2 separate regions of the Mus musculus genome follow, and region 1 is linked to region 2. A link is a loop called in an ENCODE intact Hi-C map of the cell type or tissue named here. Cell type or tissue: heart. All regions are shown on one strand. Each heading gives the region's core, and the rest is flanking DNA. Links, peaks and the distances in the headings are about the cores only.

Evidence for each region. Peaks named below come from ENCODE experiments on the same cell type or tissue, not always from the same donor. Only the 100,000 strongest peaks of a DNase experiment are listed, where the experiment ranks them.
Region 1: it touches region 2 in a loop (4-fold over the local background); 6 of 42 quality-filtered maps call a loop at or near these places.

What each region holds. Positions count from the first base shown.
Region 1 is chr12:80,103,121-80,119,018 of GRCm38, forward strand. Zfp36l1 (zinc finger protein 36, C3H type-like 1) reads right to left here and starts at 9,893. Exons shown (of 2, transcript NM_007564.5): 1 at 9,699-9,893; 2 at 4,640-7,428. The coding sequence starts at 9,755. The coding sequence ends at 6,469. It overlaps Gm52006, which reads right to left and starts at 14,299. Exons shown (of 3, transcript XM_030247048.1): 1 at 14,277-14,299; 2 at 12,491-13,059; 3 at 10,460-11,502. The coding sequence starts at 14,299. The coding sequence ends at 11,423. In heart, for the core only: no CTCF peak of the experiment used is centred there; DNase peaks (open chromatin) are centred at 8,751, 9,181, 9,901 and 10,631; H3K4me3 peaks cover 2,500 bases; H3K27ac peaks cover 2,500 bases.
Region 2 is chr12:79,896,734-79,912,631 of GRCm38, forward strand. It overlaps Gm46361 (a long non-coding RNA gene), which reads left to right. Exons shown (of 2, transcript XR_001780641.1): 2 at 7,092-7,849. Gm51985 (a long non-coding RNA gene) reads left to right here and starts at 13,767. Exons shown (of 2, transcript XR_003950201.1): 1 at 13,767-15,466. In heart, for the core only: a CTCF peak has its summit at 9,262; DNase peaks (open chromatin) are centred at 8,458 and 9,188; H3K27ac peaks cover 2,379 bases.

The DNA.
Region 1 (15,898 bases), core at 8,408-10,907, 210 kb after region 2:
AAGCAAACAAAACACACACACACACAGAGAGAGAGAGAGAGAGAGAGAGAGAGAGAGAGAGAGAGAGAGAGAGAGAGAATCCAGGTAGGGAGAAAACTGCACTAGGTTTGGCCAATATTTATTTTTGTTGCACGACAAGCTGATAGCACAGGTATGGCCGTCACTCATAGCCCTGTAACTTGAGACCAAGGCTTTGCCAACATTTCACAACAAGTACAAACAGGCTACACAAGGAAGAGATACCCTCATCCGCTGATCAGCAGCAATTCCCAAGCAGCCCCCTGCTTTCTCTCCAGAGACTAGTTTCTCAGATAGGCGCTAAGATGTGCCCATTTGGGACTCCTCCAAAAAGCAATGCAGACCTGCAGGCCAGGTGTCCCTTACCCAAGCAGTACCCATCAAAGAGTGGAAGCCCCGGAGCTGACCTGACCTTGGGAACAGGCCAAAGGTGCTTGCCCTGTTCCCAGCTCTCTGTACCTGTAGACCTCCGCCTGGGAGCATCTGCAAGGCAGCCAGCAGGCAACAGGAGCCTTGCTGACCTCCCTGCCACCTCACCCCCTGAACTCAGGTAGCATTCCAGTCAAGCCAGCCAGACATGATTAAATGCTTGGCTACGTGCAGGGGTGGGAGACCCCGGGGGAAGAAGGGCTCTGAGCCAACTCCCTGGGGCACCCAGGGCACCCTTTGGTCTGTTGATCATTAACAGAAGCCACCTCTCAGCAGGCAGAAAGGGGAAAGTCCAAGGGGATGGCCTGCTCCCTCCTCCCAGCACCCTCCTCCAAACATGCCAATCCAGAGAGCTTCCTGGGCCATGAGCTCATGACCCCGGGGGGGGGGGGGGAAGGTGTGTGCAGAGTCATCCAATACAGCGGGTGCCTCTCAGCTTCTGCAGCTCACCACCAAGGGTGAGGGAGACAGGAACTGACCCTGGTAATCTGTTATTACAGCGTGCCAGGGACTGTGCCCAGTGACTTTAGTGTACCAGCTTATGATACTCCATAGGACAGCGATCATATGCCATGACATTGCTAATGAGCCTGAGTTCAGGTCCTGAGACTTTCACACTTCTCCCATGCAAAGGGCTATATGTGATGGTCAGTTTGTCAACTTGATACAACCTAGAAGCCCAGGGGAGAGGAGTCTAGGAGAGAGATTGTCTAGATGGCTTGGCCTGCAGGCATGTCTATGAGAGATTGTCTAGAGGGCCTTAACTGATACCAGAAGACCCAGGCTGAAGGTGAGAGGCACGATTCCCTGGTTGGGAATCCTGGCAGTGTAACAGTAGAAAAAGCTAGCTGAACACTAAGCATGTATGTATTCATCTCTCTCTGCTCTCGACTGTGGCTGTGCTGTGACTAGGTTTTAAGTTCCCTGCTGTCTTAGAGGTTTCCCTGCTGTAAAGGATGATATCCCAGAACCGTGAGCTAAGACAAATCCTTCCTCCCTAAATTGCCTTTCTATCAGGGTGTTTTATCCCAGCAACAAAATGTAACTGGGGTTCTGCGGCGCTTCCTCCGTGCCATCAGTCTGAGCATCTGAGTTAATACTCTAAGGTCTTTAATCGTCACAGTAACCCTTTAGACTGGTGGTTCGGCTTGCTGAGATGGCGCAGTGGGCAAACCTGATGAACTGAAGGACCCCACATGGTGGAAGGGAAGAACCAACGCCCACAAGTTGTCCTCTGACGTCCACATGCACAGTGTGGCCCTCATGCACACAGACACCTTTTAAGAAAGAAAGAAAGAAAGAAAGAAAGAAAGAAAGAAAGAAAGAAAGAAAGGAAGGAAGGAAGGAAGGAAGGAAGGAAGGAAGGAAGGAAGGAAGGAAGACAGACAGCTCCTTTCCTTCTTGGTGCCCTGGCTCGTTCTTCTGCCATCACACACACACACACACAAAGCTATCTACTAAAGTGCTAGGGATTTGTGATTCAATTACATTCCTGAAGCCCAGCAGGCCCTTACTTCCTCTTGATGAAGAGGCATTAAGATCAGGAAAGGCCAACCTGATCTACATAGTGAGTTACAGGTTAGCTAAAAATACATAGTGAGACCTTGTCAAAGAAAAGGAGGAGGAAGAGGAAGAGGAGGAGGTGGAGGAGGAAGAGGAGGAGGGGGGGAGGAGGAGGAGGTCAATGGCCCAAACAGCTCATCGCTTTGAGCTGCTCCAAAGGAAGGCCAGCAGAGCCAGCACCCCTGAGGCTGTGTCCACACAAAGGAGATCTTGTATAAGCCGGAGATAACCCAGGTCCTGAGCAGGGGTAGGAAAGAAGACCTTGTACCCAGAGCAGGACCTAGTCTTTAGGGCCACAGATCCCCTTGTGTGGGCCATACCTTCAGCTCCTACTGCAGGTCTTATCCTGCCAGCTGTGAAACCACATTTCCTGGATGTCCGGGTAGCCTGGTGCTTAGGGCCATTGCCAAGGACCTTTCTAACATAGTGGGACATAATGGGGCTGAAAGGCTGTTGCTTCCTTTCCTAAGTAGTTTCAGGCTCATCTCTTCCAATTCAGTTCTAGATGGTAGGAATCCAAGCCACCGGTCTGGACAAACTGAAGCTTTGAGCTCCTCGGGGAAACACTTAGATGGGATTTGGAGTGAGGGTCTACAAACAGTCAGCTTCCCCAGGTAACATGGAGCCTCCCTTGGCCTTTTCACCCTTCCAGGGCCTTCTGGATTCAATACATTCCCTTGTTATCTAACTCCAAACACTGACCTCAAAAGAAGATCGTCAGGGTGGCTGCAAGACCCGTCTGAACCCTACTTATGATGTCATGAAAGGCAGAATTAAATGTCCACCACAGGCTCTCTGGCTAAAGTGAATGAGTTCAAGGCGATGGACTAATTGTCTTTGCTTTTAATCAAAATGGAAGATCATCACTACCACCCAAACACATGCTTACACACACACACACACACACACACACACACACACACACACACCAGACTCACACCACACACTCACACTCTATTACACACACACACACACACTCACGCACCAGACTCACACCACACACACACTCACACTCTCAGACCACATACACACACACACCAGACTCACACCACACACTCACACTCTATTACACACACACACACACATTCACACACCAGACTCACACCACACACACACTCACACTCTCAGACCACATACACACACACCAGACTCACACCACACACTCACACTCTATTACACACACACACACTCAACACACCACTCACACCACACACTCACACTCTCAGACCACATACACACACACCAGACTCACACCACACACTCACACTCTATTACACACACACACTCACACACCAGACTCACACCACACACACACTCACTCTCAGACCACACACACACGCACACCAGACTCACACCACACACTCACACTCTATTACACACACACACACACACACACACACACACATTCACACCACACAGTTAATTTTCCCTCTTAAGAAATGAAAAGCCTGGGTTCATCTCAAGCTCCAGGGCTGCCTCTTTTCTTCCTGTATCAATCAGCCCGTCCTGGAGAAGAAATGAGTCCCCATATTTCTACCTCACATGCCTGACAAGCAGTAAGCTTGGTAAACCAAGTAACTCTTGAAATGTCCAGAGAATACTGGTAATTCATGCGGTATTGAACACTGTCTGCAGCAGATCTATGGAGGACAGTGGTATAAAGGTGAAGATGGCTCAACCCTTAAAACTCGCTAACTGTAAGAAGCCAAGGGCTCAAATATCTCTGCCCTCCCCAGGACTCAATTCTCCCAGACCCTACTCCTTTAAAAGAATCACTTTCCAGCAGGGTCCTGGTGACACATGCCTTTAACCCCAGCACTCAGTAGGCAGAGGCAAGTGGATCTCTTAAGTTTGAGGCCAGCCTGGTCTACAGAGAAAGTTCCAGGACAGCCAGGGCTGCAGAGAAACTGAAAAATCCAAAATTCCAAAGAGAGAGGGGGAAAAAAATCACTTTCCAGGGGCTCCCTGATCCTGGCTGTCTGTCTCAGGATCCTCCTGCCTCAGCCTCCTCCAGCAACTCTTGCGCCACAACTGGCCTACCACCTCCCTTGATGGGAACTACTGACTTCCTATACAGTCTATGTTAACCTCCATCTTCCCTTTCCAGCCCTGCAGTCAAATCCAGGTGCAGACTGCCCTTTCCCATCCTGGTGGCTCCTCTGCAGGCAGGCAGTGCTTCCTCATACCGGTTCAGGGGTGTACTGAGGCTAGGACCTTGACTAGGTTAATGCCTATGAGACCAATACCTATGAGCCCTTGACACAGTCAATGTAAGCCAGCAAGTGCAGCATGGGCTATGTACTTTATCAGTAGCACCCTGACCATCCCCCAAAGGAAGTTCATAGTGGGAAGACTGGATGATCCTGTCACAGCTCCCTACAGTAGCCAAGGTCACACAGGTCAGCAAGGATACCCTGGACCTGCTCTCTGCAGGCTCCTTTGCTAAAAAAAAAAAAAAAAATAAATAAAATAAATAAAAATAAAAAATACCTCCGCCCCACCCAAGCTGAGTGACCTTAAGGCATCAACATCCAGAGTTATGGGTTTAGCTTTAAAGATGAAAGACCAGCCACCTCGTTGCCCCAAGGAGTGTCAGACCAAGGAAAAACCTATAGACAAATCATTTCTTGAAAAACGGGGTTTATTGATTTTTAAACTGCAAATAGTCGTTACAAAAAGTTTTTTTTTTCTTTTAAATAAATTCACACAAAGAAAGAGAAATAGAAAGCGACGGTAGTGACCAGCAAGAGGAATAATAATTACATTCATCTTTATGTGTGTGCGCCAGTTGTTTATGTCAACATTGGAAAACTCCAACCTGGAATCCAGAACCACAAATCTGCGAGCGGAATGTCTTGAGATGGGCACATGGAATTCAAAGGGTTTTTCTCTTTTTTTGTTTTCCCTTTTAGAAGCTATACATAAAATGGTGGTTTTCCTTCTGTACTGTCACAGAACTTATACATACATTCTCAGTCCTACCTGTGAAAGGCCTAAGGAGAAAGAAACTCAATTTGCAGTCCAACACAAAGGGGAGAATTTCTAAAATAAATAATCCAACAGTTTTTTGCATTTTTTTAAATTAATTTTTCATTTTTTTAAAATAAAATAACCAAAAAAAGTGTAAAGTTACAAAAATGTTGTTGAAGAATAATATATTAAAACTGTGGAAAAAAGGAAAGACACGTCACAAAATTTTAAGATTAATATGAAGATCATAATTTAACATAAAAGAATATATTCTATGGATTTGTCATCCCGATAAATATGAACAAAATTAACAAAAAAAGCATAGTTTGGCAATAAATACGTTTTGATAAGTTAAATAAGCTTTTTTATATTGATGTGCAGTGATAAGCAACATTTTTGCTCTCCAATTTCTGAAAGTTAGATGAAGTTTAAACCCAGGGAAAAAAGCATTGTGTGGGGGCTCTAAGGTAGACCTAAGGTATTCTAGAGCAAAATCCATTAAAGCTACTTCTACAGGAAATCGTTTTACACAGATATTGTATGTGGAATGCAGACCATTAACTGCTCACCCCTTACATGTTTTTTTTTGTTGTTTTTAGCTTTTCTCTCATTTGTTGTCATTTTTAAGATGTCACATATGAATTGGGGAACTTTAGCACCAAAATCAAGTCTCTCATAGTCCATCTAGTTTCCCCTTCCTCCCCACTTAAAAAAAAAAGAAAAGAAAGAAAGAAATTAAATCACGAAGTCCCACTTATGTCAAAACCTTCGTCCAACTTGTTCAACCTTTGTCCCTGGAGACCTACACAAACCCAGGCAAGATTAGTCAACAGGGGTTCGGGCTGGGAAGTAAAAGGTTTTGAAAGTCAAAATAGACCCCTCCCCCCAAAAAAACCCCAAGTCCAGCAACAACTCTCTGAGGGAGGTGAGTAACTATAAGGAAGAGGAAGAGTGTGCGGGAGACCGAAAGAAAGGTGCACTTGTGTGGCCAGCTGGGGGAGCTGCTGGTTGCGGGTCACCCCACCCCCACCCCCAACCCCACGGGCAGAGGCTCTGGGAGGCCCACGGGTGCCCCCTGGCGTTGAAGAGGTAATGTAGTCACAGTGACAAAGTTAGATTACAAGGCACTAAGTTGCTTCTGTAAACGGTTACTGCTTTTTTTCTTTTGTGATTTGGCACTTAAGGCTTAAGCCGGGGGGGGTGGGGGGGGGTAAAAAAAGGCATCTACTGACAAAAGATGGAACTCTGTTATGCGTGGTTAAGTGGGCTATGAAATGGAGGGAGAGGGTTTCAAGCCAGAAGCTACCAACAAATTGACTTGTCCTTATGTGGGGGGAGGGTAACATACCAAGGTTGTTCTGGGAAAGGGGCTGAGCTTAAATGTATCAATGTGGGGTTTGAGGGAAAGTTAGGGGGTGGGGAGGTGAAGGGAAGAGATGGGGTGGAGAGGTGAAGGAGGCATGGGGGGGGGTCCCTCCCTACCCTGGCTTAGTCATCTGAGATGGAGAGTCTGCTGAAAATGGGCAGGCGTCTTGAGTTGTCCAAGGTAGGGGAGTCTGAGCCACTGTGGCTGGAGCTGGAGCTGCTCAGATAGCCCTCGTGGTCCGAGAGAGAATCCTGAGGGCTGGGGGGAGAGTCAAACATGTGAGGGGATTCGGACATGGGCCGGAAGAGGAAAGTGGTGGGGGAGCCTCCCCCAGGCAGCCCCATGCTAGGAGCAAAGAGGCTCGCCAGCTCCTGGCTGGAAAAGGCGAAGGGGTTATTGGTGCCATCGGGCAGAGTAGGTGAGCCCAAGAGGTCATCGGCGCTCAGGATAGGGGGTGGGGTGATGGATGTGGGGCTGTCCAGCAGCCCCGTGGCAGCGGCGGTGGCAGCGGCACTGGGAAACCCAGCAAAGCTAAAGCTATGCTGGAGGCGGGGACGGTCAGCGGAGAGGTCTCGGCCCCCCGCCAGGGCGCGTCGCTCCTCGGCGTTATGAATGAAGTGGCAGCGGGGCCCGTACGGGCAAAAGCCGATGGTGTGGAAGGTGCGGCACAGCTCCGTCTTGTACTTGGGGTGGCGGGTCAGGCTGCGGAGCTCGTGGATGCCATGCGCGAACTGGCACTTGTCCCCGTACTTACAGGCACCGTTTTCTTCGAAGGGACGGCACAGCTCCGTCTTGTAGCGGCTGGAGTTGACCTGGCCGCTCCCAGGCTGCTTCTGGGTGGGCAGCAGCCGCTCGCCCCCTTCGGAGAAAGAGCGGTCTCGAAAGCGGCTGTCGCGTGAGCTCAGGGACGGGGCCGGCTCACCCTTAAGGCTGCTGAGAAGCTGGTTCTGATGGAACTTGGAGCTGGGCAGAGTGACCGAGTGCCTGCGAGGGAAGCCCCCGCCAGCAGGGGTGCCCACTGCCTTCCTGTCCAGCAGGCAGCCCCCAGCGCTGGGAGTGCTGTAGTTGAGCATCTTGTTACCCTGGGAGGGGAGGGAAAGAAAGGGACGGATGAGTGACTGAGGACATCCACGAGGCCAGGGCATGGTGTCCACAAAGGACAGCACCTCTCCATCTGATAGGCCAGTCTCTCTAAAAGGAGCCACCTGGATTTATTTTGGCACTGCTCATAAGAAACCGCAAAATCCTGCCGTGTGTGGAAGAAAAAGTTATGTATTCATCCCGCCCCGTGCTGACCCGATATGTAGCTTCCTCCTGTCCCTAAAGCTAATTTTCCCCCCTCTAAAATCCGGGCCCCGTTTATACATTCCTCAACTCAGAGAGCCTTTCACACAAGACAGTCCCTTTTCATTTCCCTCCCCCTAAAAGAATCAGGTAAACCTAGTTTAGAAGTTTGGAAGGATGAGCCAAATCCTCTCTCAATCAGTCCCTGCTTACCCGCCCCCCCCCCCCCGCCACCCCCACCCCCACAAAATCTGGCCCCACACTCTCCACCATTTCCTCTTCCACAAGTGTGCCCTTCCTTTGGCAACAGGTTTTCAAACTGTGCTTTTTCCTTGCTTGTGGAAGGGCCTAGTCTGGGATGTGGGTAGAGGGATATAGTGTCTGAAAACACAAGGTTCGGGAAGGGTAGGTATCCCACACCCTGGGAGGGATTTTCTCCCAGCATTCTCCACCCCCTTCACTAGGAAGATGCCTTTGCACTTGGTTTCCTGGCTGCGAGAGAGCTCTGGATAAGAGCACCAGTGTTTAATCTTGAACCAAAGCTGCAGACGAGAAGGAAAGCACCAGCACGCTCACACTCCCCGACTCAGTCAATTGGGGGCGGGGGTGTGTGAGTGAGCAAGGACAGAGGCTGCCACAAGCCCTAGTCACCTGCCCAAACTACCTAAGATTTAGAAAAGAGTGGGGGTGGGAGACTTGAAAGTTATCTCCAGGCCCCTGACACATGTGGGTGTGTGTCATTGTGCAAATTCTAAAGTTAGTCCCTTAGGATCCGCAGCAGGGGATCGGGAATCGGTAACCCTGTAACCGCAACCACCCCACCGAGCGGATTACAGGAACCCAGAGGAGAGCCGCTTCCAACAATGAGGTTCATTTAAAAAGTCCTGCGGGGGGAGGGGGCAAAAGAAAGAGAAATAGATCAAAGAGCGGGGCAGCGGGGCCCAGGATGGAGTTGGCTAGCTCAGGCTGCCGCCAGGGCAAACAGACTTGGAAAAACGCAGGGAGGGAAAGAAGCCGAAAATGCAAAGTTTTTGATGTTGCTCTTCAACTCCAGCACGGCCCTGCACCCCAACCCTGCAGCCCCGGGGCCTTGGCAGCTGCACCGACAGGAGCAGCGAGCTAGGAAGAGAGCAACATGACCCGACGTGTTTAAGGGAAGGCAAAAACAGTTCAGCAATTAAAAGTAGCCTAGCAGCTTCATCCTTTCAAATTGGGGGGTTGGGGGAAGTAGAGCGGGCAAAAAATTAACAACATTCACGGAGTTATTTCAATCGCACTCCTGGAACATTACGGTTTTAAAAGTTTTTTTCTGTTTTGTTTTTCAAAAACCTGACTGGCAAACTGCCCCATTTTGGCCCTCTTAAATCCTAACTGGCGGGAACTTGAGGTCTGGCAGCATTTTGTTCCCCTATTCCTTAGTCAACGAACCGTAGTGCCTCACAACCCAGGTAAGCAAACAGTTTCAGCCCCAAGTTTGCAGCACGATCGACCAGCTCCCGCAGCGGGAACCTAGCCCAGCTGGGGCGGACAAACTCCACTACAAAGTCGCTTTGCCTACATCTTTTTGAACCTTAAGTCGGCCTCTTTCTTCGTCGCATTATCTCTTAGCTCCCCAAAACAGACAGGAAAATTCTCCCAGTCAGATACCGCCCTGAGACCTCGCTTTTCCTAGAGACCCCTAGCAAAAGGTGTTGGGTAACCTCGAACATCTCCAGCGGGTACAGGAAACCCAAGGCGCACACTGCGAAGCCGAGCCCACCCGCTTAGCCCAGCTCCGGAGGTGCACCATGCAGAAAAGAATCCTTCAAAATTCGTCCCAAACCTAACCACTCTTCCGCACCTCCTTGCCCCGCAAACTGGAGCAGTCGCCCAGAACTTTGCTCCCCGGATTCACAGAACCCCACCTGGGACCTGAAACTTAAGTGCGAGGAGGACATAAACAAATTCCTTCACCATGGAGGGAAACGCAAGCAGTGAAACTCCTTCACGTCCCCGAGACCCAAACTTTTTAGAGTTTCTTGGAGCACAAGAGAAACTTTCAAAAAGCCAACGCTCCGCCCTGCTTTACCTTGCATAAAACTTCGCTCAAGTCAAAAATGGTGGCGGACACGAGGGTGGTGGTCATCGTGGGCGTTCGCACGGGGCAAGGACTAGGATCTGGTGTGTCGTGAAGGTCCCGGTGCGGGGAAGGCGCAGCCTCCGGCTCTCCGGTCAGGAGTCCCACACGCCTGCTCCCGGCGCCCCTCGCCTTTCTGACTCTCCCGGGCTGCGGCGCGCAAAGCCCAATTTATAAGATTTGGTGGGTTGGGGGGGGTGGAAGGAGGAGCTTTAAACGTATTTAAATGAAGAAGAGGAGGCGGAAAAAAAGTTGATTGACACTGAGGTTGAATCAGCCATGCGGTCAAGAGGGAGGGAGGGGTAAAGGGGGAGGAAAGAAACTTTCAAAAGGAAGAAGGGGGAGGGAGACGAGGAAAGAAGGCGGAAAAAAAAAAAAAAAAAAAGCACTCGGAGCGGCGCAAAACTTTTTTTTCTTAAAGAGGAAAAGTTTCGAGTCCGCGGGCTCCGGGGGCGCCCCTCCCCTGGGCCGAGCCCGGCAGAGGGGGAGGGGCGCCCACCCTTTGTCAACCTCGCTGCTCGGCTCTGTGACATCACTCATTCCACCCCCTTCGGAGTTCGAGTTGTTGTGTTTGTTGGTTTTTTTTTTTAAGAGTTGGAAGGCGGGCTCGACTCTCCTCTCTCTCTCTCTCTCTCTCTCTCTCTCTCTCTCTCTCTCTCTCTCTCCCCCCCCTCCTCCCTCCCTCTCCCCCCTGTCTTTTTTTTTTTTTTTTTTCTTCCTAGCAGGCGCTGGAGCTGGTCTTGAGCGGGCCAGGGCTGCGGTTTCCATCTTGAGCTAGTGTCCCTTGAAACTTCTCCAAGTGCCCGCACGACTTACCTTCCCCTGACTTCCCTGTCCACACCCGGCTGCCCATCGCAAAATGAGCTGGGCGAGGAGTTTAGGAATGCGGAGCACCCCAAATGTTCGAGTCAAGAGTTTTATGTTTGTTGTTTCCCATCAGTGAGCAAAAGAAGTAGGGATGACCAGAGAAAACTTTTTCTCCAGGAGAGCCTAGGCTGGAGGGGGCGAGAGCAGTAAGATTTTGCGCGCAGCGCGGGGTCCACGCGTGCTGGGCCGGCAGCCTGCGTTTTCCCGGTATGGTGGGGGCACCACTGCCTGGGCAGAATTCTTTCAGACCTAGATGGGGCGCTTTGTTCACATAACCGATCTTTAAACTTGCTACAGCAGAAAAGTCCAGACTTTCAAGGGCACCCCCTGAAAATAAAAGAGCAACAAGTCACTTTCCACGCGCGCTTTGAATTCGGGCTGCCTCCTCCACACATCCCCGAATGTTAAAAACAAGGGGGGAAAAAGTTACTTTGGTAAGAAGGAAGGTAGAGGTGGGGGAAGCGACACTTCTTGCTGCTCTCCCGCCCCCACGCGAACGGAACATATGGCTTGTCACTATGCCCGGTTTGGGGGTACCAAGCAATAAGACCCACGGAACTCAGTGGCCTTCAATGAATTACACCGCCCTTTAAAACCACGAACTATGTGTTTATTTACTATTAGGTCTGGCTGCCTCCCACCCGCACCGGCTCGCGTGCTGCAGTGGAGACCCGGGCGGAAATCGCGGGCCGCACCGCCCAGGCCTCGCACGTTTCTTCCCAGCATTCGAGGCCGCCGGGTCTGTTATGAAACCCGGTGCTCCGAGTGGCTACCAGCGAGTTCCATTGCGATGTAATTAGGTCACCCCATTACGAGTACGTTTCTCTGGAAAGGACGGAGCGGGCGGAGCAGAGCGTTCGAGGCGCACCACCCCTTACACACACGCACACTTTAAGAAAAAAAAAAAAAACAAAACTTTTATTTATCGCCAGCCTCTGGGCAAACCCAGGGAAACCTTCCAAATCACAACTGTTTTAGAAACAATTTTTTTTCTTTCAACTTTGCGAAACACGACTTTTACTGCAGCCCACGAACCTAACGTTAATTCCCCGCGGGGTCTCTGCTTGACTCCTCTCCAGTGACTTGAGTTGATGCCCCCCCCCCCCATTTTTTAACACGGCTGCTGCCCCGGGTTTTGCTGCTGCTGCTGTGCCTTCCCTCCCCCGCTCTCATTTTTCATCTTTTCTTGAAATCTGGCAAGCGCCAGGAAGGGAAATAACTTCCATCCACCTTAATTTAAATCATTCGGGTGTGTAGGTTTCTTTTTAAAGGGATGTTTGCTCCTTCCCCTCCCCAGCTCCAGGGGGGGGTTGGTGTGTGTGCCGCGGATTTCGTGCAGTTTCTCGATGATGAGGTAATGAGTTCCAGATTTCAGGACAGAGCAGGGTGCGTTAAAACCCACAAGGTTAGACGGAGTCCTGATGTGAAGTTATTTCGGCTTTTCAGTCCGCATCACCCTCCGGGCTGCTCTAAACTCCCGAGTGTTTGCGAAGCTCAGCTGCAGGGGGGAACCCTGGCCGGGGAGGGGCGACCTCGCTGGGTGGTGCTGTCCCTGAGGCGACCGAGCGGTCTTGGACACCCCGAGCTGCTTAAATAATTTTGTTGTTTTTTTTTTTTTTCTCAAAAGGGGGGGTGTGATTCCTCGAATTTCCTACGCCTTCCCAGATCCCCCGGGCCGCCCCTCCCCCGCTCCCCGAGGCGCGGGCTCCGCGGGCGGCGCGCTCCCGGCTTGTTTACCCGCCCGCCCAGGTTTGTCCCTGATCCCACAGCCGTCTCTATAATTAAACTCTTTTTTTTTCGTTCTAATTGTCGGGTTGCGACGTCATTTAGGGGACTTTCCGGGGAGGGGGGGCAGCGCTCCTTAACCCTTCGCTAACCCTGCGTCCGGGACAGGCGGCCGCCAGCGCGCGGGCCTGTGATCCGCAGGTGGCCGCAGGTACCCGGCCCAGCCGCGAAGCTCACGGGACTCAAGCCTAGGCCTCCCGAGCGTCCGGAGCTTGCACAGGCCGCCGTCTCCACCTGCGTAGCCGCTTCCGGCCAGGGGGTGGGGGGGAAGCGCCGCTCTGCCGCCGACTTCCGGTTCGCGCGTCCTCCGCTACGCAGGTATTCGGGGTGGGGGGCGGGGCCGCGAGGTTGGGCGACTCGGGAAAGTGAAAGTCCTCGGGAGGCCCGGAGACGCGGAGACGACGGTGTGCGTCCGCCAAAGCCGAGCCGAAGCAGTCGACCTTGTTGAGGGGGAAGCTTGCGGCGCGGGGTCGCCCGCATCCCCCCTCCCCCCAGACGGCGGAACCGGTCAATGGCGCCAGGCGACGCCTCAGAGCGCCTAGAGGGGTTGCGTTTCCTCCTAGGCTCCTGGTCATTTGCGAAATCTCCCAAAGGCTTCGGATTGAAATCTGACCCTTCCCGGTCCTTTGCTACCTGAGCCCTGAGGGTGGCCTCGATTTCCCTGGGTTAAAGGTAAAAAGAGAATTGGCTGATTGAAGCCCTGAAGCTACCTGGGTTACCTGTCAGGATTGTTGACGCCAGGCACAGTGATTCAGACCCTCTAAGGATGAACCCAGGGCACTGGCGTTGAGCAGTTCGGGATTCGAGTATTGGTTCTGTCTTCTAGCTGTGATTTGTTTTTATTTATTATTGACACAAGGTCTTGCTAAGTTGCCTAGGCTGGCCTCAAACTTGTGTATTCAAGTGAGCCAGGGAAGTGGGTTAGGATGTGGCACGGGAACCTGTTGTGTAACTTTTCGGAATATTCTGATGATTGCCACGAGTGTTTCTACAAACAGTAGATGCAGGGGTCACCGAATAGAGGTAGGAACCTGTCTCCCGTGTGTCCAAGACCTAAGCCCCTCAGAGTATCATTCAGCTGTCATGGTCCCCCAGAACCAGTGCAGTGCCGCCTAGGACAGGGCAGTCTAGATTTTATGGTAAATGAAACATGGCCTGGGGTCTGAGTCCTTTAGAAGTGAAGATACAAGGCCATCTCCTAGGCTACTGCAAGTCCAATCCTGCTTCTAGCGGAGAGAAAATATCTTGCTGGGACCTTAAGTTGGGTATTTAAACCTCCATTCTTAGGTTAATTGTTTCCGATCCCAGAAGAGAAGTTGGAAACTCTTCCCTGGGTTGTACCCACTTGCCTGGGCGGGAGGAGAACAAACCCCTCTGCTCACTGCACGGCCTTCGACTTTTCACTATTACATCCACGCCCCCAGGACATTCTTTTGTGCTCTTATTTAAAGGAAATTAAGTCATCTTCCTCCTACCCTGGGCCTTTGCACATGCAAATTCTGTCTGAAGTCGCTGCCCCAAGGTTTGGGTTTTGTTTTGTTTTGTTAAGACAGGGTCTCTACTTCGTGTAGAAGCTCTGGTTGTTTTGGAACTTACTGTATAAACCAGCTTGCCTCAAACTCACAGAAACACTCCTGCCTCTGCCTCCCAAGTGCTGAGATTAAAAGTTTGCACCACCACACCTGGCTACTTTTTTTTTTTCATTTTTGACACAGTTTTATGTAACCCAGACTGGCCTCAAACTAAAGTGATAACTAAGGATGGCCTTTTAACTTCACCAGGTGCCAGGACTATGCCCAAGAAAGTTTGTAATTATTTTGAACCTAGCTCAAACATCACTTCCTATGGGAAACATTCTTGGCTACACACCTACCTCACCAACAGTGTCTCCTCTGGAGCATGTGTTCATGGAATGTTTGTTTCCTTGAGTAGTTTCAGTTTGATAGTTCATGGTCCTTCTTAGAGCTGTTTTGCTTTTTGGTACAATAAAAGTGATCTTTGATATATGTATTTATGAGCATTAAGAACAGATGCACTGAAGAATCAGCACAGTTCCATCACCCACAGCAGTTTCACCAACCCTCAAAAGACTACCTGGGTGTGTCCCTTTGTGGTCACACGTTGCTCCATCCTTAATCCCTGGTAGCCACTGATATGTTCTCAATCGCAATAATAGTGTCTTTTCTAGAATGCCATATAAATAAAGCCAAACAACATATAAATACTTCACAGCATAATGCCTTTAAAATTTATCCATGTTGCATATATTGATAGCTCATTCCCTGCTACTGACAAATAGCTTCCTGGTACATAAGTATATAATAGTTTGCCTACCATGAACCTATGGGACATTTGGACTGGAAATAGAGCTGCAATAGATGTTCATACACACATTTGTGTGTGAGCATAGCTCTTACAGCCCTAGGGTAAATAGAGATTTCTAGGGCCATATGGTCATTGTACATTAAATTAAAATTTAAACTACTAAGCCTTTTATTTTGTTTTTGAAACAGAGCCTCCACATAACCCTAGCTATCCTGGAACTGACAGATACCCACCTGCCTTAGCATCCCAGGTGTAGAGATTAAAGGCATGCACCGCCACACACAGCTCTACCAAGCCATTGTACAAAGTAGATTTCGCAGTTTTGCATCTCTAGCATGTGTATTCATGAGTCTCCAGTTGCTTTACAGCGTCAGTACGTAAGTTATCATTTTTACTTTAATCATTCTACTAGGTGTGCTGTGCTGTCCCATCACATCTGGATTGGATTGGGTGGAGAAAAGGTCTCACTATAACCCACACTGGTCTAGAACTGACTAAAGCAACTCCAGCTGGCCTTAGACTCAAGGCATGTCTCCTGCCTCAGCTTCCCAAGTGTTAGGATTCCAGCTTTGAGCCTCTATGCCCACCTTTCTCATTACAACATAACTCACATTTCTCCTATAACAACGCCCCGTCTCTTTAGACATGTGCAGTCTCTATTCAAGTCTTTAGCACATTTTTAACTGGGTTATTATTAACTTTCTATCAAGACTTGAGGGTTTGTTTTTTTAAAAAACAAACAAACAAACCAAAAAAACAAACATATTCTAGATACAGTTCCTTAGACATGTGATTTGCAAAGATTTCTCAAGCCGGCCCCCTTACTTTTTCAACTCTTTAACAACATGTCTTCCACTGGGGGTGGGGAGGAATGGTTTTTAACTTGAGTGAAGTCTGATGTTTCAGTTTTATCTCTGTGAATCATGCCTTTGGTGTCACAGCTGAGTACTCTCTAACCCAAGTCATTAAGGTCTTGTTTCTGCCAGGCCTGGGTGACACAGATCTGTAGTCCAGCTAATGTGGAGGCTAAGCAAGGAGGATCAAAAGCTCAAGGACTGCCTGGGCAACTTAGCAAGACCCTGTCTTAGATGATGAAAACTAAAGGGCTGGGAACAGACCACAGTGGTAGAAGGCACTCCTGGTTCAGCTGTGAGCCGTTCAAGGCTCAGTTCTGG
Region 2 (15,898 bases), core at 7,890-10,389:
ACTAAGAAAGCCTGGTTTCTACCTACTGGAGGCAGGGCCTGGGCAGTGGGGTCCAGTCCCAGATCAGCTCCCACTGCTGACCTGACCTGCTATTCATCCCGTCTTCCTTTCCCATCTCAGCATCTACAGCAGCCCCCATTTTCATGCTGTGTCTGTTTTCGCCAATAGAACGTAAGTAGATAAGGCATGGTTTCCAGGACAGCTATTAGCTACATGGAGCCCTTGCACGCCCACCTCCTCACCCCTCAGTTATTGGTGTATTTGTGTGGAAAGTCCACTGGGTGCCCAGTACTGTGCCCAATGCTCAGATTTCAAATATAAATTCTAACCATTCTAATCCACTTTGGGGTACCCTTGATGCCTGGAAGACTTTCATCTCCTATTTAAGGGCTTGCTTTCTTTCTCTCTTTCTCTCTCTCTTTCTTTCTTCCTTCCTTCCTTTCTTTCTTTCTCTCTCTCTCTCTCTCTCTCTCTCTCTCTCTCTCTCTCTCTCTCTCTCTCTTTCTTCCTTTCTTTCTTTCTTTCTTTCTTTCTTTCTTTCTTTCTTGGGCTTGCTCTGGCCCCTCCTTGGAGTACAAGATCTCCTTACTTACTGTGGCCTCTTCTGCATCCCATCTCTTTTGGATGGTTCCTAAAAGCTACAGTCAGTTGATAGGATCCCAGTTCAGAGTATGTGGATCATCCCAGGAGCACTCAGACCAGGACCAGGCGCTACTCTGCTAAATGGCAAGAGTAGGGGAAGGCCCTTGGAAGAGAAAGAAGTAAGGGAGAGCTAGCTCTTAGCAAAAAGGGAGTCCACAGGGGTTAGGAAAGAGGAGGTTTCCAGGAAGCCAAAGAGAGAAGAGGGTACTACGGGTGGTTTTAGTGCATGACAGCTGAAGAGCAAATGTTCCAGGAGGCCTAAGAGAATGGTTTTTCTGTGAAGTGCTCCATAGGAAATCCCCAGAGAACACAGGAGGCCTGGCAACTTTTGCAGGTTCATGCTATTTTGAATCCAAGTCTGAATGGAGGTCATTTCTAAGTTAGGGCCGGCTTCATTTATGCAGATCACAAGCACATTGTCAATATCACTGTCCTATAATGTCACCAACCACAGTCCTAGACCAGGTTCTAGAGATGTCCTGGACAAGGGCACTCCATCACCTGGCAGTCTTGCTTTCTATACCCACTGGGCTTCTCACTGTCTCTGGATAAGCCATGTACAGGATAGATGATTTATTGGGCATTTTTTGGCCTTCTAATCTGTGACATCCCAGATATCCCCTGCATCTGTCCCTCCTCTTCCTCCTGTCTTCCCATGCTATATTTCAAGCCTCCACCCAGAACCTTCATCACAAAAGGCTTTTGCTGGCTTTCTCATCCCTCCCATGCGACCATTCTGTCAGTTCCATCCTAGGGGGCTTCACCTTGATGTAAAAGAGTGGGCTGTAGAATCAGCTAGATATAAATTCCTTTTTAAAATGAGCAGTCACGATTAAAATCTTTGAATTTTGCACAGATTACTACAGTGATGTGCACTTAGTGTCTAATGGTTGCTGCTGACTGAGTAGACTTCCCAGAGCAAGCCCTATGGAGGCTGCCCAGAGAGAAGCAACCTCCAGCCCACTGCTTTGAGTCTAAAGTCCAGACAGTAACTCAAGCAGCCTTGCTGGAGTGAGTTTTGCACTCAGTGCAGCGGGCTTGATAGCTCTTGCTATATGCACAACAACGGGAAAGGTACAGGCTGCTCTTTGCATTTCCTGCTTTGCAATTGAGTGCGGACAGACAGATGATTTATTGGGCATTTCCTAGCCTCCCCCCCTCACCATAGGAAACGAGCCTTTTTAAAAAGTGCAAATTTTAAAAAGATGTGTGAATGTTTTGAGGGGACTGGAGAGGAATTCTTCTGTACCATTAAAGTAAAAGAAAGAAGAAAAGACTCTGACAGCAGGGCCTCTGATCCAGGGGTACTGACCATAAATTAGCAGCCGCCTTTGAGAGCTCAAAGCTGCTCAGGGCGTGCTGAGAGGTTGTTGGGCGGGGTTGGTGAAGTCGTGACGTTTGGGGCCTCCCTCTCGGCTCCAGGAGGGCAAACTTGGGCTGAGATGGTGGTGGCAGACTTTAGCAAAGGAGCAGAAAATGTAGCGACCTTCAAAACCTCTTGGTTTGGGTTAGTAACTGATATCTGCACCCCATTTGCTGCCTCTGGGAGAGGGAGAAAGCTAAAGAGGGCACCGAGCAGCTGGCAAGCCCAATTCTGCAATGGTGCTTTGCTCTGTTGCACTCTGCGATGAGTTGTATTCAATTCCTAGATCTGCCCCAATGAAGATCCGGTGAACAATGGCTTGAAACTTATTGCATTGTGAATCTAAAAGTTAGAAATTGGAAATCAAGTTCAGAACAGTTATACTTCTCCTGGTAGCCCAGGAAAAGAGTCTTCCCAGGTTCTAGTGGCTCACACCATCCTCAGCCATTCTTGCCTTGAGGCAGTCTCTGCCTACGCCAGGCTCTGCCACCCATGTCATGTGTCGTCCTCCCTGTCATCACATGACCTTCCCTTCCTGGGAGTCTGTCTCTGTGTCTTTTCTCTTCTAGGGGCAGCAACAGTACTGGAATCAGAACTGATCAACTCCTGTATGTCCTCATCCTTCCTTACATCGTCTGTCTCCGCAAAGCCTCTATTTTAAAACTAAGGCCATATAGGAACTGGAGACTGGATAGCTTAGAGTCCTAGGGTAGAGCCAAACAGGACTAGCTTAAAATTCAACCAATCAATCGATAACTGAAGTTATTCCTAATGATATGTTGCTTTATTTATGGACTCGTGCCTTGTCCAACCATCATCAGAGATGGGAGGGGATGAGAGCAGATACAGAGAGTCACCACCACATACTATTTGGAGAGAGAGTCTAAATTGGAGGTCTCCATCAGGTCCCTCCCCTCAGAGCTTGGGGAATCCCACAGAAGGTGGGGGCAAAAAGATTGTAGGGGCCAGAGGGGATGGAGGACACCAGGAGAACATGGCCCACCCAATCAAGGGTGCATAGGGCTCACAGAGACTGAAGCATCAAGCAAGGGGTTTGCAAGGGTCTGCACCAGGCCTTCTCCATATATGCTGTGGCTATCAGCTTGGTGCTTTTGTGAGACTCCAAACTGTGGTGTGGGTGTGTCTTTAACTCTTTTGCCTGCTCTAGAGACTCTTTTCTTCCTGTTGAATTAATTGCCTTGTCCAGGCTCATCTTACTGTGTTTTGTTTTGTAGAATTTGGATGTTTGGTTGTTGTCTCTTGGAGGCCTGTTCTTTTCTGAAAGAGGTCAGAAGGGGAGTGGATCGTAGGGAGAGAGGAGGGGAGGAGAGCTGGGAGGAGTGGAGAAAGGGGAAATGTGGTTAAGATGTACTGTATGAGAGAAGGATCATAAAACAGACAGACAGACAAACCAACTAAGGCCATAGCGACAGGTAAAAGGAGTTATTGATTCTGAGTATCCTTTAGGGTGATACAATTTAGCTCACCACAAGAACCAAATGGTTATTAGATTACTGCCAGTTATTCTGTTCATGTTCTTGGTTGTATGTAATACATTTACCTATGATTTATATAGTGTTTTTATATATGCAAACACAAATATCTATCTATACTATTGATAGTGTTTTATACAAATATCTATATATATGCACACAAAAATCTATATATAACTATAATATTTATTTAAATACCTATTTAAATGTGATTTGTATTTATAAAGTATCATGGCATATATATATACACATATATATTATACTAATGACAGTATATGTTAGATATACAACACACACATGAAATGCATTATGTGAACATTTGACATATAGTCTGAAGTATATAATACTATATAAATAGGCATATGATAATATAAGTACACATTACAAAAGCAATTCTGAATAATAACAAATTTTCTTACTCAAAAGACAGACAACAGAACTTTCTCTGTGGATTTCACATTGAAGAGACAGTGAGAAAGATCTGTCTTTGCTGCAGACTAAAGAGCTGGACCTCCGAAGAGGTCTCCAGCAAAGAATGGCAGAGTCGCTGACCAGGCAACAACTCTGTTGGTGGAGTGTGTGTGTGTGTGTTCCTTGGGAGTCTTTTTTTAAGGATCTCTTTCACTGGCCTGGAATTTGAGAGGTAAGCTAGGCTGGACAGCCAGCAAGCCCCAGGAATCCATCTGTTTTTTTTCTCCCCAGTGCTGGGATTGCAAGCACATGCACCACACCCAGCTCCCCCCACCCACCCCCTCATTATTTTTATTCTATTTTATGTGTATGGGTATGTGCCTGGCATGGGTGTGCCTGGTGCCATTGGAAGCCAGAAAAGGACATTGGATCCCACATGACTGGAGTTATAGAACAGGAGCCACTGTGGAGAGGGGGGTGGGGGGAGAAACCAACTCTCCAGGTCCCATCTATTTTATTTTATTTTATTTTATTTTATTTTATTTTATTTTATTTTATTTTTTAAGGCATGGTTTCTGCAGTCCAAACTCAGGACCTCATGTTTGCAAGACAAGCCCTACCAACTGGGCACTTGCTCCCCACCCCAGTTTTGCTCTGTATTGGGTAGAGGAGGGTGATTTGTATTGGTTTGGTTTGAGTTAGGTTGTTTGTTTGTTTTGAAACAAAAGACACATTTTATGGTTCAGACAGGCCTGGAACTCACTGAATAGACCAAGTTTATCTTTAACTGATGGCAATTCTCCTGCCTCAGCTTCCCAAGTGGTTATATGTATGAACCACCAAGCTCAGCTTCCTGCTTTCTTTAGGGTGAGAAGTCAAGGCCCCAGAATCCGGAGCATCTTGCCCAAGCCCAGAGGCCATCATGCTTCTACTCACACCGCAAGGCTCTGTGCACTGCAGCTCTGTTCCCCTCAGCTCTCCCTGAGCCATCTTTCCAGTTAGTAGGCAGATTTACCTCCAAGTCACTCCACTGACCATCCCTAGATGCTCTAGGTTTTCACAAAAAGAGCAGTTAGTTTCCCTTCAGATGAGCCGGGCTTGCTGCAGGCCAAGGTTGAAGTACTTTGTGCCCTGTTCCTTTGGAGTTATTGGGGAAGTAAGGGGGAAATCTTTCCTTTTTCAATTCAAGATTTTTGTTTGCTTCATTTTCTCAACTCCAACTGACCGACTTAAAGCTTAATTTCATTTTCTGCACGTAGTAGACTGCTTGGGATGTCTTCCACTGATGAGTCTGAGGACTCTGAAGTGAACTTTGGAAATATATTCCAACATACATATAAATATGCATGTATGCATACATATACTCACACACATGAACATGCACACACATGCATGCCTGTACACACTCACCCACATGCACATGAATATACATATACACATGCTCAATTACACACACACATGAACACACAAACACACACAGTCATAAACATACTTATGCACACATGCTCCAATACACACAGGCATTCTCTCTCTCTCTCTCTCTCTCTCTCTCTCTCTGTCTCCTGCTTCCACAATTCACTTGTCTGGGTCTCCATCGCTCTCTCCATTTTGTGAGGCCTCTTGACTTCCTCTCTAGTTGACTCTGCCTGATTTTTTCTCCATCCTGCTTGCTGGGATCGCCTAGAGAAAACAAAAGGGATACTACTTCCCAGCAGGAAACAGAGCAGCTTCCTGGCTGCTTGAAATAGACCCCGAAGGCCTCTGCTTGGAACCTTTTTTGTAGAATAGTCTTGCCAGAGCCTTTGACCACCTCGGAGTTCCATACGGCTGGCAGAAATACTGCCCAGCTTCCTACACCCGTCTCCGCTACTCTTCACATCCCTTTGTCCCAGCATCCCTGCTGTAGAGCACCAGTGTTGGTGCCCTAAATCTCAGTGGAATCTTTACAGTGCTCACTCCTACAGGCTCTAAGGCACCAGAGTGTAGCTGGTGTTCAAATGATCAAGTCCGGCTTGTCATCAGCATATCAAAATCACTTGAGGAGATGCCCCAAAAATGCAGACAACCAGTCCCACTGCAGAAGGCCTTAGGGAAGCCTCCAGCAGAGAGAGAGGATCTGTATTCATAAGGCAGCTGAAAGGATTCTGGTGTGGGTTGTCTATAGGGGATACAACAGGAATTAGGCAGGCCATGCTTACACGTGTCTCAACTCTGCAAAGCCTGCCAACGGCACTTAGAGGAAATACGTAAGAGGAAGCAAAAGCTAGAAGTGTTCAGGTACAGGCTGGGCTACAAATATAAGCCAGCCAGACCAGGGATGGGGAGTGAGCAGGAGGGAGGTCTCATGACGGAGACTCTCAGTGTGGCTATTTGTCAAACCACAGCACAGGGTTCCAGGTGGGCACACTACCTGATGCCTAAATACTCTGTCGGTGCTTGGAGAGCCTTCTTGTGGGTATGAGACAGCCATAGAGAGCAACCCAGCCAGCAACGAATGTCTTCGTTCTGAGGCAGGAACTCCGGCTTTCTCTTAGAGGCAGCACATGCTGAATTCAAACACCGCACTTGGTATATCGCAGTATTAGGTTCAGGTCCCAACTTTATGGGTCTCTCTGAGTAAGTGGGAGTAAGCTATATATTTACCCCGTGCCTCAGATTCCTCACCCGGTAAAGGAGGACAACAATACCTACAACAGAGGGTTCTTATGAAGATTGCAAAATCAGAAGTACATGCAAAGCATTTCCCCTGGCCTAGGGAGCAAGGCCCCATTAGCTGTGGTCTTCATTATCATGGAAGCTCCTCCCATCCTCCCCCCACAGACACTCTCTGAAGCTGGCTTTGTACAATTTAAGCACATGAAGAATCGACTTTTAAACTATAAATATCTTCATCCCCAGTTCCCAGAAAGCTTTTGGTTCTCTGTCTCTCTCTATTTCTGTCTGCCTGTTTTCTCGGTCTATCTCTTTCTGTCTGTCTGACTGTCTATCTCTGTGTCTTTCTATGTCTCTCACTCTCTCTGATGTCTCTCTCTGTGTCTCTGCTTCCCCCTGTCTCTCTGTCTCCTTTTTTTCCACAAGCCCTTGCAGTCTGCAATTTAGGATAGGCATGGCTTCCAAAGTCACCATCCTGATCATCCTGAGCATCAAAGTGACCCCTCCTGTGGACATTTGCCTCACTCCAGGGATATATAAAGAGGTGCTCAGCAGATGAGGACCAGACCTTTGCAACCGAAAATTCAACTTTAAAGTTCCAAAGATCTGTCCCAGGAAGGCTGGAGGGCTGTGTGATCTACAAGGTGAGACAGGGAATTTCAAGGTTGGAATCAAAGGCTCCTGAGCAGATGGAAAAAAAAAAGAAACATAGGTATGCAGCCACCCAGACAACAGCCAGTTAACCCTTCCTTTCCCAAGCCCACTGTTGGACTTTATGAGAGTCTCAGTCTCTGAATAGGTATGCCTCAGTTTCTCCTGCAAGCATGCTGTGACACATGGCAAACTTAACTTCTTTTACATGCTATATAATATCAAGAGCAATAAGATAGTATTATTTTATTGGTTCTATATTCTGTTTAATTTTTTGCGGGGGGAACACAAGACCTTGCTATGTACCCCAGGTCGGATTGAAAGTCATAATTCTCCTGCCTCAGTCACCCAAGTGTTGCAATTATAGGCGTGAGTCATCCATCATTTCTAATTCTGATTTTCTTCTCTGACTATCAGTGGTGAAGAGCTGAGTAAGTAAGAGTTGCTGTTACTCAGCTGGTGAAGTAGCTGGGTGGATTAGGGGTTTGCACAAAGCCTGACCACCCCAACTTTGACTCACTGGGACCCAGTGGTGGAAGGAGTGAACTGACTTCTGCAAGCTGTCTCCTGACCACCGCCTATATGTGTGCCCACACGTGCACAGATGAAGAAATAAAAATGTAATCAAAATCAAAAAGAGTCATTGCTGCTCTATAATGAAAAGATCTTCACTCATTAAAGGAACCCACAACGGATCATCTCATGCCTTCTTTAATAGTGCAACTTTGAAAGACATCCAGTTAGTGGCCCAGTGGTTATTTATTTATTTATTTATTTATTTATTTTCTACCTCTTCTGGAGTAGGTGACAGACACCACAGGGGAATGTTCAAGTGAAAAGCCCAGCATCCCTGGAAGACAAGAACAGAAGCCTTTGGACATCTGCACGGGACTCCATCACCAACACATCCAAACACTTTCTCGATCTGGAGGAAGAGCCTATCCCATGTTCCACAGAAGGCCCTGGCTCCTGCCAGTTCCTCCCTGGTTCACTGCTGGGAACCACAAGAGTGGCCTCTCTCATCCCTGCTGCCTCACTGGCCAGTGGAAGGGCAGAGTTGGCAGAAGAGCCTTTGTGAGCCTTGTTGACTCTGCTGGGTTCAGAGAGGCCTTCACAGTTGACTCAGCTAAGGAGAGTTGTTTACTTCCTGCAGCCTTGAGGTCTGCCAAGCACAGGGCCCAGCTGGGCAGTTCAGTGCCCGGGTCTCTCACTCCCACACCAGTACCTGTAGAGATCAGTGAACAGCCCCTGCTAGGCCGGCCAGACTGAGTCTGCACAAGCTGCCTTGGCCCTCAGCACAGACTCCTTCCTCCCTGCTAGTTCAGCTAGCCAGGCCTGCCTTAGTGACACTCCTGGGCTGGGTTTCTTTCTTTCTTCCTGAAGTCCAGAGCCCAGTTATTTACCCAAAGAAAACAGGGAAGTGACAAGGTAACAGAGTACACATGTTGTGAAAATATGCAGGCTGAGGCTGAAGAAAAGAAAACATTCTTCCATAAGGAACTGCCTTGTTAATTCATATTCTTCCCCCTCCAGATTAGAACCAGCCATTGCTTGTGCTCCTTCAAGTACTTTCTGTGGTTCCATGACAGCTGCCTACATGGGGCAAGATTTGGCTTGAAAAATGGGCCATCGGTCATGCTTTGGGTGGGGTGGAGGTTGTGGGGGGGGGTCAGACACTAAAATTCCCAGATAACTCAAATTCACTGCTCGCTCACTCTCTCGGCGGGATACAGGGGGGAGAGAGGTGGCATGGAGAATGGATTGTACAAACGTCAAGACATAACCTGATTTTCCACAAGAAGCCACAGCTCAGTAATGAACAGTCTTTGGAATGAGCTTTTCAACTCCTCTTGAAGTTGGTTTCCGATCCCTGGCAAACCCGGTCTCTGCAGCCTTGAGTAACGGCCACAGGCTGATTCTCGGCAATTAAAAATAATATTGGCCCTGATAGAGAACTCTTGGGCACCCCCCTCCCTTACACACCCTTTTCATTACGTGCCAAAGATTACTTTCCCAAACCTGTTTCAGAACAGCTGGCCGAGTTGGAGGAGCAGGCTCAGCCCTCGTGGCCTGGAGAGAGGCTGCAGTTATTAATAGCATTTGCTCTGCCTGGTGTTTGGGGCAGGAAGAGGGTGACCTGTGTCTGTTTGGAAAGTTGGGTCCTAATCAGTTTGGGGCCTGTTCTCTCTTCCCTGCATTCTTTAAACCTCAAGCTCTATGGATAGTGGCTGAGAGAGCCCACAGAGAGGCTGGGTAGGGCCAAATAGCCTCCCTATAAACCTTCAGGCTTCTCATTTCTTCCTTCGTGGTTGTTCTCTGCCTCTCAGTGGGTATTGGCCAGAGGACTGGCCAGGATCCTTTCAAGGGAGGTCTCTCACAGAGGCCTGGGCTGCCCCTGTTAGCACTTTCTGGTAACAGAGCCTGCTGAGCCTGGTGTTGCAGCTCAGGCCTGCAAGGCCGAGTGGGATCTGCTCCCTTTCCTAAAGGCTTGAGGGTGGTGTGGGTTGGGGAAGTATTTTCAGCCCTTACTGCCACAGAGTCTGTCAGCTTCCCACGGTCAGCACCCAGCAGCCTTAACCTCAGAATGGGTGGAAATCCCACTGTCTCCCCACACGGCCGACCACAACCACCACAAAGCACCTTCTCAAGATACCAGGATAGGGCTGGATTTCAGGCCTGGAATGCTCTTGATTGTCAGGTTGGGTTGCAGCTGAAGTGGAAAACCTTGAGAACAAGGCAGATTATGGGTCTGAGAACAAGGTCTCTCTCCTAGGTGGACATTTCTCAAGGAGAACACGATGGTGGGCAAGAAGCCATATCCAATCAGAAACCATGCACTCCTGGAGGAGGGTACCTCAGAATGAAAGTTTGAAACCTGGGCCACCCACCTTTGCTAGTATGCTTACATGGCCCCCGGTTCCAACAGGGGAGCACAGCCTCTCCCACACTGGGCCAGACTCCAGTCTCTGGCCATAGGTGAAAGACTATTTCCGGTGATTGTTTTGAGATATTTTATATCCAGTGTGTGAAAACATAATAGTGACCGGAAAAATACACACACGCACGCACACACCCTACAAAGGTGGTCCCATCCTTCACTAGAAAGGTCAGAGGACCCTTTTCTCATTTAAGTCCTTGATGTAGATCCAAGGGAAGCAGTTTCTTTGAAGTCAGCAAAGACCACAGCTGGCCCAGCTGCGAGGGTGTGGCTGGGGAGTCAGACAGGATGCGCTGCCTTATCAGGGGCCACTCTAGTTCCCGCCTATAAGGACCATGTTTCCTCCAGCAAAAGGTGACTTCAGAGCCATTTGTTCGGGAGTCCAAGGAAGACTCATTATAACCCAGGGAGCAGAGTGGCCTTATTCTGTCAAAGGCAAGCATTTCTGCTGGGGAGCTCCTACACAGTCCTTGAGTGTAAAACTCCAGGCATGCCATAACCTTGAACTAGCCCTTGACTTTCTCATATGTTGAATTTGGCCATCTTTGAAATCCCTGTAATATAACAAATGACGGTAAGCAGAAAGCCCTGGGTATGGTGGTGAAGACTCAGAGGGCAATGCCAAACAACTTTAAAAATCAGTCACGGGACTCCTGTGACTGACTGCTGGGCAAGGGTGGGACTCAGATCTCCCCCCTTCAGTCTTTAACCACCGAGTAGTAGGATCTGAGAGCCCGTGGTTGCCTGGGTCATAAAATTCAGCTTCCAGGGGCTGGATTCTTCTAGGACAGAGTGCTCACTACTCTCGAAACACATCTGAACTGCTGTTGGAAAATCTGTACCTTTGGCAATTTCTTTCTCACACTAAAGTAGGATCTGCCACTCAGGCTGATCTGACTCAGCCCTGAAGCTATTGTCAAGAGCAGCGGTGTGGCAATGTTCCAATGCCAGGGAGCACAGGCACAGCAAGAGAGCAGCCGCTCCCTCCTGCTGTTTACATCTCTAGCATGCTCATGGGTGTCCTGAGTCCCTGTTGGCTGGACTGATTCATACTTTTACCCTATGTGTTTTCATGATGGCTTGACATGCCAAGGTCAATGTTATCTTTTAGAATATTACCAAAACCCAGGTGCGGTGTGCATGCTTTTAATCTCAGCATTCAGGAGGCAGAGACAGGAGGATCTCTGTGAGTTAGAGGCCAGCCTGGTCTACTGAACAAATACCAGGGCAGCAAGGGCTTCATAGTGACACCCTGTCTTAAGACAATTTATATATATATATATAAAATAAAAATTGCTGGGCTAGAGAGATGGCTCAGTGGTTAAGAGCACTTACTGTTCTTCCAGAGGTCCTGAGTTCAATTCCCAGCAACCACATGGTGGCTCACAACCATCTGTAATGGGATCCAATGCCATCTTCTGGTGTGTCTGAAGACAGCGACAATTATTCAAATATATAAAAATAAATAAATCTTTTTAAAATTGCTAAAAAAGACACGAGCTATAGAGACTGGGAGATGACTCAGTCCATAAGAAGTCTTTGAAAACCTGAATTTGAATCTCCAATACCAGGATTAAAATCTGGGTGTGGCCACATGCCTCTGACCCCTGTACCTCAGCAAACAGAGACAGAGGCATCATCCTGGCTGCTAGCCTAGCTGTAGGCATAGACACAGGTGTGTGAACACACAAACACACGGGTGCACATACCACTCACACACCAACACATATAAACACATGACAGAAATAAAAATGAAGAAATAAGCCAACTTGGGTAACGATAATGACAGTAATGACAATATGCTTTATCCCCTGTGTCCTCAGTGCAGTGGAGAACGGACCTGGGCCTCTTCCCTCTGGGGATGTTGATCATTCTTATCCACCTCTAGTACCATCTTGGGTACAAGCTGATGCTACCAATAGATAGTTTCTTTTTCAATATACATTTCTGATTAATATCCCCACTCAGCTCATCCTTTCTCCATATATTAATATGCTATTGTTTTTAGAGACTTTTCAGACTCGTAGTAAAATTGAGCATCAAATAGAGAGTTCCCAGGCTCCACTGTATCAACCTCGCCCACCAATGTGATGTGTTTTTTTCAATCCCTGAGCCTACATTGGCCCAGCCTTGTTGCTTGACACCCTCAGTTTACATGGACTTGAAGTTGTACAATCTATGAATTTGGAGAGCACATAGAATGTAAATTCACCTTTATGGTATCACACAGAGTAGCTTCGCTGCCCTAAAAAGTCTCTGTGCTCTGCATACTGTTTTTCATTTTCATTTGCATTGTTGGGCACAGTCATCATGGATAGCGTAAGCTCTACTTTTCTCAGCACGCTTCTCCTAATGGCTGTAGTCCATACATCTCTCCCTGTCTGTGGTTCCTGCCACATCAACGAGCAGGACATCTTTGAGACTTGCCATTGTTGTTTCTTTTGTGTTGGCTTTGATGCTTAGTTTCCACCCTTGTGCTTGGCCGGTGGTAGGCATTCCATAAGCAAGGCTGCTGTGTTCTTTCCTTCACGAGTCTCATTCGCATGATGTGATTTGCAATATGGTAGGCTTGGTCCTAGGTCTTTTGTACATTAAACTGGAAAACAACAACAACAACAACAACAGCAACAACAACAAACAAAAGCAATCCCGGTGATGGTGACCATTGCTGTTCTTCTGGCAATTGTTCAACAGTTGAGCACGAATGACATCATGATGAACAAAGTGGTTGACCCTGTACTCTCTTGAGACACACACAAAAAATAAGTAGTCAGGGTTAATCAGGGTGCTAAGGGGATGACTTAGTGGATAAAGTGCCTGCCACACAAACATGAGGATTTCAATTCATAGCCTCAGCCACCCACAGACAAGCCAACACGGCAGGCCAGGACAGAGCTAGAGATAGGTGGAACCCTAGAACACTCTACCCAGCCCCTAGTCCAGCCGGATCAGTGAGGTCTGAGGTTTGAAAGAGCCTGGTTCCAAAAACAAAACAAAATAAAATAATAAGCAAACAAACAAACCAAAACACCACACACACACACACACACACACACACACACAAACACACACACACACATACATACACACAAACACACACACACACACAAATCAGAGGATTATAGAGACAAATTGATATTGGGGTCCGCTTTTTCCATGTACTTACACACATACTGCACATACGATATACACACAAAAGAGTAAAAATTTAAAATTAAGTGAACAGATCATCGTAACACAGTGAGAAGTACTAAGACACAGGTATGTATGACAGATGCCACAGCTGATTCGGCTGGAGGAGATGGATGAGTGGGTGGAGAATATTCCAGAAGGTTTGGTGTTGGCAAAATGAAAGTATGAAGCAGATTTGTGAGTTTTGGAGTTGTGAGTGCTGCAGTTTGTTTTTTCGTGATAAAATAGGAGACTCAACAAAACTTGCCTGCTAGCCTCCGGTAAGCCTATGCCAGATCGCTGACACAATGAAATCGGGTGTGTACCTTCAAATACTGTTTCTAGAAGTAAAAAGAAAAGAATCCAGCACTATCTTCTTAACAGTCTCTTCCTCTTCAGAGAGCTGGACCAAGTGTAGTTCTCATATAGAAATTCTCCCTGTTGCTCTCTGCACAGCAGAGTGACCATTCCAGGAGTCGAGCTGGGTCTCTCTAGAGCCCTCTTTGGAGCTGGCACAGGCTCTCTTTGAAGCTTCAAGGGAGCTTACCTCATAACAGTAACAATTCTCATTCTTATTCTCCCCAATTTCTTTCTCTGTCTCCCTTTCCTCTTATTTTTCATCTTCTTCTGATAGTCTGGATACTAGAAGTATGGTTAATTGTGTGTGTGTGTGTGTGTGTGTGTGTGTGTGTGTGTGTGTGTGTGTGTGTGTTGTGTCTCGGGTGGGGGTAATGTGACCAAAATAGCTATTTCATCCCCCAATATGACTTCCTTTCTGTAGCCCAGCTGCCGGGTGTTGGTTGCCATGTTGGAGCTCGGATTCAGCTGGGTCTTTGCAACATACGGCCTCATCCCAGAGTGTACAAACAGTGTTTGTGTCTGATTGGCTAAGAGGGTGGAGGTCCAGTGTTGTGGTTCTGGGCACCTTTCATTTCCCGTCTCTGTTTCCCCTCTGCGTCATCAGCTGGAGTGTGTTTGAGACTTTGGGAGCTTGCCTTTGTTCACCTGGGAAAGTCCCTGCAGGGAGAGCTAAGGTCCCACAGAGGAAGGGGCTGGAGCCCTGACCTCTGTCACCCGAATTGTTTGGGCCACGAAGCCCCCATAGGGGTTAGGAGGGTGATCAATTGGCAACCTGAGGAGTAAAGGCCCCCCTCTCCCTTCTCCTCTCTGCTCATTGTGCTCTGAAGGGCAGCGAGGTCAGCAGCAGCAAACTGAAGGGCCAACTAGCTGTGCCTTGAAAGGGGCTCGTTTTGTGTTTCGGTAATGAGCGCTCTTTCTCCCCTTGGATGCACTCAGATTTCACAAGTTACAGGGAACCTGTCAACTGCTGTTTTCATTGTATGGGGCTCACAGGGAACTTGGATATAGGGCAAGCTTGTTTCAAAAAAAAAGCAGGGGAAGAAAAGTCCTGAATAGCAGCAATGTGCTGTCATATGCAGATCACAGCTCTAGTTGCCATGGGACACCTCTGCCAGCCGAGAGGGCAAGGTGCCGAACGTCCCTTATTGACGTGATTGCTTCCTTGGAGATGGGGCTGCCACCACTGAAAGGGCTTGTTTGCCACAGCCTCCACGGAGCCTGGCCTGCCAGCATCCTGAATCCTAGCAGCCTCTGCCTCCCACTGGCTGTTTCCTAGGAAGCCCCTCACCCAGTCAGAGGAAACGGGCCAAGCTCACCCTGGAATAGGGAGGAGGCAGGTAGAAAGGATCCTTGCATGTGGGGCTCTAGGCCTGTCGCTCACAGGTCTGCTGGGGACGGGTGGCTGGGAACCAGGGTTCTGGTGTTAAAGTCAAGTCTTTGTTTGTCTTGCCCTCTGAGAACACTTGGCAATAGCGTTCCTTTCCTGACAGGTTCATTTTGTAACCCATAGACATTGTTTTCTTACCCTTGTTTACCTAAAGTGGCCCAGAGCAATGGGACAGGCTGTGGCAATGAGAGAGGAGAGCCCACCCTAGTGGCTTTTAAGTCATCACACCCAGGTCCCCTATAGTTCTTTGTCCTGACTCTGTTTTCCACAGGTGGAAGCATCAAGTTTCCAGAGTGTCCAGCCTGGAGCAGAGCGTGGACACCTGGGACATAGGGAGGAGCTAGGGTTAGCAGAAGGCCCACAATGAAGACTCCAAAAGATCCTTTGACATATGGCAGGTGGGTCTCTCACTGCTGTGGGAAAGTATTCTTGTCACCTTGTATAAGACGGGCTAATGGCACCAAGCACTGGAAGGTTCTAGAAGTCATGAGTAACATAAAAAAGTAACAAGGTGGGGGACTATGGAAAATATGTCTCCAATAAGTGCATACTGCATTTAAAGAAATAGAGTATGGTCGGGTTGTCGTCAGAGAGTCTAAGTCTGGAGGCTGTGGGTGAGCTAGGATGTGGAGTCAGAGCTCTCAGCAGCCTGTGGTAACCCCATACCCTCATCAGAACCAGTCCCTGATTCTACTTCCTCCTTCACTGGAGGTTAGTAAGATAAATACTTAAGTCCACAATCTTTGCCTCAAGGAAGCTTCAAATCTAGTAGGAGAATGACATTCGCATATATGAAGCTGTAATTGAAGACTGTGGTCAATACCCTAAAA